Regions from separate parts of the Mus musculus genome. Here region 2 is linked to region 1. Evidence: chromatin loops called from intact Hi-C (ENCODE). Cell type or tissue: left cerebral cortex. All regions are shown on one strand.

The links. Hi-C counts contacts between places; a loop is a spot of excess contacts. Peaks named below come from ENCODE experiments on the same cell type or tissue, not always from the same donor. Only the 100,000 strongest peaks of a DNase experiment are listed, where the experiment ranks them.
Region 2: a loop joins it to region 1, with 2.7 times the contacts of the local background. A loop is called at or near these places in 6 of 42 quality-filtered maps.

Annotation. Positions count from the first base shown.
Region 1 is chr14:56,688,874-56,691,373 of GRCm38, forward strand. Mphosph8 (M-phase phosphoprotein 8) reads left to right here. Exons shown (of 14, transcript NM_023773.2): 9 at 156-242; 10 at 2,034-2,188. Among named protein-coding and RNA genes, the nearest start is that of Gm16973, 11 kb to the right of the region's middle. In left cerebral cortex, no CTCF peak of the experiment used is centred here; a DNase peak (open chromatin) is centred at 1,046.
Region 2 is chr14:56,943,814-56,946,313 of GRCm38, forward strand. It overlaps Zmym2 (zinc finger, MYM-type 2), which reads left to right. Exons shown (of 25, transcript NM_029498.4): 17 at 253-424. Among named protein-coding and RNA genes, the nearest start is that of Gm36789, 56 kb to the right of the region's middle. In left cerebral cortex, no CTCF peak of the experiment used is centred here; no DNase peak of the experiment used is centred here.

The DNA.
Region 1 (2,500 bases):
CAGCCACCTGCATGGAGTTGAATCTGTGAGTCTTTTTCCTTGTTACAAAACAGCTAGAAGGAAGGTCTTGTCTTTTAAGGAAATCTTGGGACTAAATTTGTTTGTTTTTTTCTTCTCCATTAATTTACTCACTTTTGTTTCCTGTTTTTTAATAGAACTTTTTAACAACTGTAGCTATTCTTTTGGAAGCTGGAGCTTTTGTGAATGTTCAGCAAAGCAATGGTGAGACTGCGCTCATGAAAGTAAGTCAAGTTTCACAGTGGCTATGTATGTGGGTGCTGCAGACTGGGAAAGGCAGAGAGACAAAGCCATCTCTGGAAGTCAGGATCTCCCATAGAATAGAAGTGGGTCATCAAAGCAGGAGAGTATGGTAGATCAGTGATGTATGGGACATGCTCAGTCTAAGGGACCCAGCAAGAGTCATGGGAGCTGGGGGTTGTAGGTGCTGAGTCAGCAGGAGTTGGGGAGATGCAAGGAACTGCAAGTGTTTCAGTGAATGATAACTCTATGCTACAAGTAGAAGGCACTGGAAAGAGGCAGACAGATCCAAGATTGCACAATGTGCAGTTTACAGATGTCTTGGGTGGTTTCTAGCCACGTGGATGCTTATATCTCAAAGCAGAAGGAAGAGTTTGTCTGCTAAGCTAGACAGAGAGAGGCTTTTCTAGTATCAATTAATACATCTAGTGCCAGTTCAGAAATTTATATCAGAGGTCCATACACATTAGGTGAATGCCTTAATGACTTTGTCTAGCATGAGTCAGGTCACGTGCAAAAGGTGTAGTGACAATACAATCAAGGTCACTGTAGTCACATGAATAGGTTTAGACACCCGAGAGGAGGAGAGGATTATATGCTCTCATTATTTTGTATTTTGTAACTCCATCTCCTGTGGAATTATGTTTTGAGTTGAAGGTTATTGAGTTTGTGCTGTTCCCAACCACCCTTCTTGTATCTTTGAATGGTAGGTTGCAAGTTCCTCACTAGCCTCAGCCTAGAGTGACTCATTCCTCTCTCTGCAGGAGTTCTAGGTTTCTGCTTCATAGTGCTGCTGTGACTCAGCAGATCCAGTTGTCCGTAGCTGGCTCTGTCTTATTTCTTCCCTGAGGTACAGCTTTGCATAAGCTGTGATCTGAGCTGGGATTTCTCTGCAATGCCAAGTTCTCTCCTGTCAGGTGTGAGCAGTGCATTGGATTGCAGTACAGCCCCAGGCTTGTCCTGAACCTTGTGTTCTATAATCTGCATCTTTCTCCTGGGCCTCCTATCAGACCCTTAAGGCCTAAGCCTTGATCATTGCTTTGTGATTCCTCACTATGACTGATTTGGGTTTGTGTAAATAGTCTTTTATTCAGGAGTCTAAGCTTACGTGGTCTTTCTGTGTGTGTGTGTGTCTGCCTGTTATTATCACGTAAGTACACCAAGGTGGCACTCAGTAATGTCTTACTGAGAACCTGCTAGACGGCAGGCACACCTCAGTAGAAGAAAGAGCACGGGAGCAGAGAGGGGCAGGGGTATGCTAGCGTTTTCTACAGGACCATCCAGGGTTGGGAGTATTCTAAGGGCACTTGGAGAAGTTCCCAGATTAAAGGGTGGGTTTGTTCTAATGCTCCTTAGTTCACTACGGAGTGCATTTGGGAAAAGACAAGCAGTTTGTAGACCTGGAAGGAGGTTCCTGAAATAAGTGATATTAGTAATATTAGTCTGAACCTACATTTCCAGAGTTAGGGAGCTCTGGCACTGGGCATCAGCTGTGAGAACCATTGAAAGGTGAAAGGCAGTTGGAACCATGAAGGCCTAAAGAACCTGGAGAGGGTGTCCTAGCAGGTACCCTGGGCACTGAGCTGTTCCTCACAGCAGCCTCTAGTTTACTACTTCACAACTGTCTGTTGCCAGTGCTTGCTAATGCCTGTTCCCAGGTTTCTTCCCTTTCATTTATGAGGCTTTGTCCTCTTTCACCAAGAGCTGCTGCCAGACCCGTGTGGAGAAACTAAAGTTACTATGGTTTACAATGCCACTCCTCTTTCCTGCCCTAGGCATGCAAAAGAGGAAATTCGGACATTGTCCGCCTTGTGATTGAATGTGGAGCTGACTGCAACATTTTGTCAAAGCACCAAAATAGTGCATTGTACTTTGCAAAGCAGTGTAATAATGTGCTTGTATATGAACTGCTGAAGAGCCACTTGGAGACGTAAGTGTCAGGCGAACGAACGTACCATGGTTAAGTCAGAGTGGGAAAAATTTATTGAACACATCATATTTGGAATGGTTTGTGTAGGAAATGTTCAGAAAAGATGATCTGCAGGGATTCTCTCTTCAGTAGATTATGAATTTAGTAAGTGGCATATATATTACTTCCATATGAGTTACCAAAATCTTAGAAAACCCAGGGAAATCTTAAAATGTTAGTCTAGGACTGGAGATGTAGCTCAGTTGGAAAAGAGCTTACCTAGAATGTACACAGTCCTGGGGTAGACCAAAGCCAAGCCTATAATAGCAGTAC
Region 2 (2,500 bases), 250 kb after region 1:
TCTCTTCTCTTCTCTTCTCTTCTCTTCTCTTCTTCTCTTCTCTTTTCTTCTCTTCTTTTCCTTTGTTTTTTTTTTTTTTTTAAAGTATCTGTATTCTGGAATTTTCTTGTCATGGTAAACTTCTTAGTTTTGATGTTTAGTCTTGCTAAAGACTTTCTTTGATAATGTATTTATATAGTAGTAGGTCATGCATTTAATTTGAGAAAATAGCTTGTATTGTTTAGTACACCTAACAGTAAATGCTTTCGTTAGGTGCCCGTTCCTGTGTTTCTGCCTGCTCCATTGGACAGCAGTGAGAAGATTCCTGCCACAGTTGAGGACCTCAAAAGCAAAGTTTCTTCAGATCCTCTTGATTCAGAATTGCTTACGATGACAGATATGATGACTGAAGAGGAGGGGAAAGCAGAGGCATCCAACATCAATAGTGAGCTATACTATTCAGTTTGTCGCTAAGAGGTGTGGGGGGATGGGTCCTATGTATTGTCATTATTATGGTACTTAAAGGCATATCCTGTAGCAATACTTAATAAGATGGTAGGAGAAAGGATTATAGCAGAAATATTTTATATTAATAAATACACACTTTGGCTCAGGGTTAAGAGTACTTGATCTTGCAGAAGACCTAGGTTTGGCTTCCAACACCCACAAGTTTATATCTTCCTTTAATTCCAGTTCCAGAGGCTCCAGTGTCCTCTTCTGGCATTCACAGGCATGAGACATGCAAGTGGTGCACAAATATACATATATGTACAACTCTTGTACACATAAAACAACAAAAAATTTTTATAAAGAGAAATATAAACTCCACTTTGAACTATGTATGCTCTAATGCTAAGCTTGATCTCTAGTGGAATAATTTGTTTTATTTTGAGGTGGAGATTTTGTATGTGTCCTGGGCAGTAAACTCTTGGCCTCAAGACAAGGTCTTCCAGCCTCCTCTCCTGAAGTAGGTACGGTTGCCACCAACCACACTTGCTTGTGTTTTCAAAAAAATCAAACAAAAGGTTTTTTGTTTTGTTTTGTTTTGTTTTTTAAAGATTTATTTATGTGTTTGAGAGTTGCACATGGGTATGTCTGGTCCTTGTGGAGCTTAGAAGATAGTGTTATATCCATTGGAAATGGAGTTACAGATGACTGTGAGCCACCCCGTAAGGCCTGGAAACCGAATTTAGGTCCTTTGCAAGAGCAGCTATTGCTTCTAATTCACTCACCCCCCCCCCCCTTTTTTTTAAAAAATAGGATTTGAATTCAGTTCAGTTATTTTTCGTAGTAGATTTCTAAGATATTGTTTTGTGATAGATATTCCCAGTGATTATTTTTTTTACTAATCAAATAATTTGCTTTATCTAAACCATAATTTATCCTGTTTTCTCTTAGGACACTGTTGCTGCATAGTGGCATGATTTAATATGAGTGTTTTTTTTTTTTTTTTTTTTTTGGACATTTATTCCTACCTGTAGCCTTCTGGTAATACTTAGAATCCATTTTTAGTCCTGAAATGCCTGATTCCCTTTATACGAGACAATTGTAGTAGTTGTTTTACAGTGTTCTCAGAGGTTGTAGTGGATTGTAATTAGTACTATGGGTTTGTTGTTGGTTTTTTTTTTTGTTTTTTTTTGTTTTTTGTTTTTTTTAGATAGGGTTTCTTCGTGTAGCCTTAGCTATCCTGGAACTAGTGCTGTAGTAGACTAGGGTGGCCTTGAACTCACAGAGATCCACTTGTTTCTACTTCCCAAGTGCTGGGATTAGAGGTATGTGCTACCACCCCCCAGCTTGGTGTTTGCTTTTAATTTAAAATAGAATATAGACACCCACTTGGTCTCTGTGCTCAGGTTTTGGAGGGTGAGTTCTAGGTGTATCTAATATATTACAAAATAATACCCCATGGGAAAAAGAATGAGAAGCCATGTCATGAATTCTTCATAGAAAAGTTATCTTGTGAACACCTTTATTTCCTAATTGTATAATTTGTCTTATTTTTCTTTCTGGAGACCTTTTGTCACTGTAGTATATGTTGGATAGAATGCATATAACTGTGCAAAACAACACGGTAGTTATTAACAAGCATAGCCTGAGTCTGCGGAAACTTGCTCAGAATTCAAAAAGACTGTTTGAAAATCAGTTATTTACCTCCGTAAGTTTTTTTTTTTTGGATAAAGAATTGTTTTTATGAATATCGACTTGAGGAAATGACTCCCTCAGAGAAGTGCCTGCCATGCAAGCGTGAAAACCTGAATGTGGATCCTCAGAACCTATTTAAAAGATTAGGCACAGTGGCTTTTGCCCATAACCTTAGTGTGGATGACAGGGTAGAGTAAGGAGGGAAGGTGCACCCAGTAAACAAAGAAAAAACACAGGACGTCAGCCTTTGGTGTCACCTGCATCCCTGTCTACGTGGAAGGACTTAGGACACACTGGCGAGTAGTGTGTGTGTCTCTCATTCTCACACACACGCGCGGACACATACAGATACTCTAACATAGGAGTTGTTTTGCTGTTA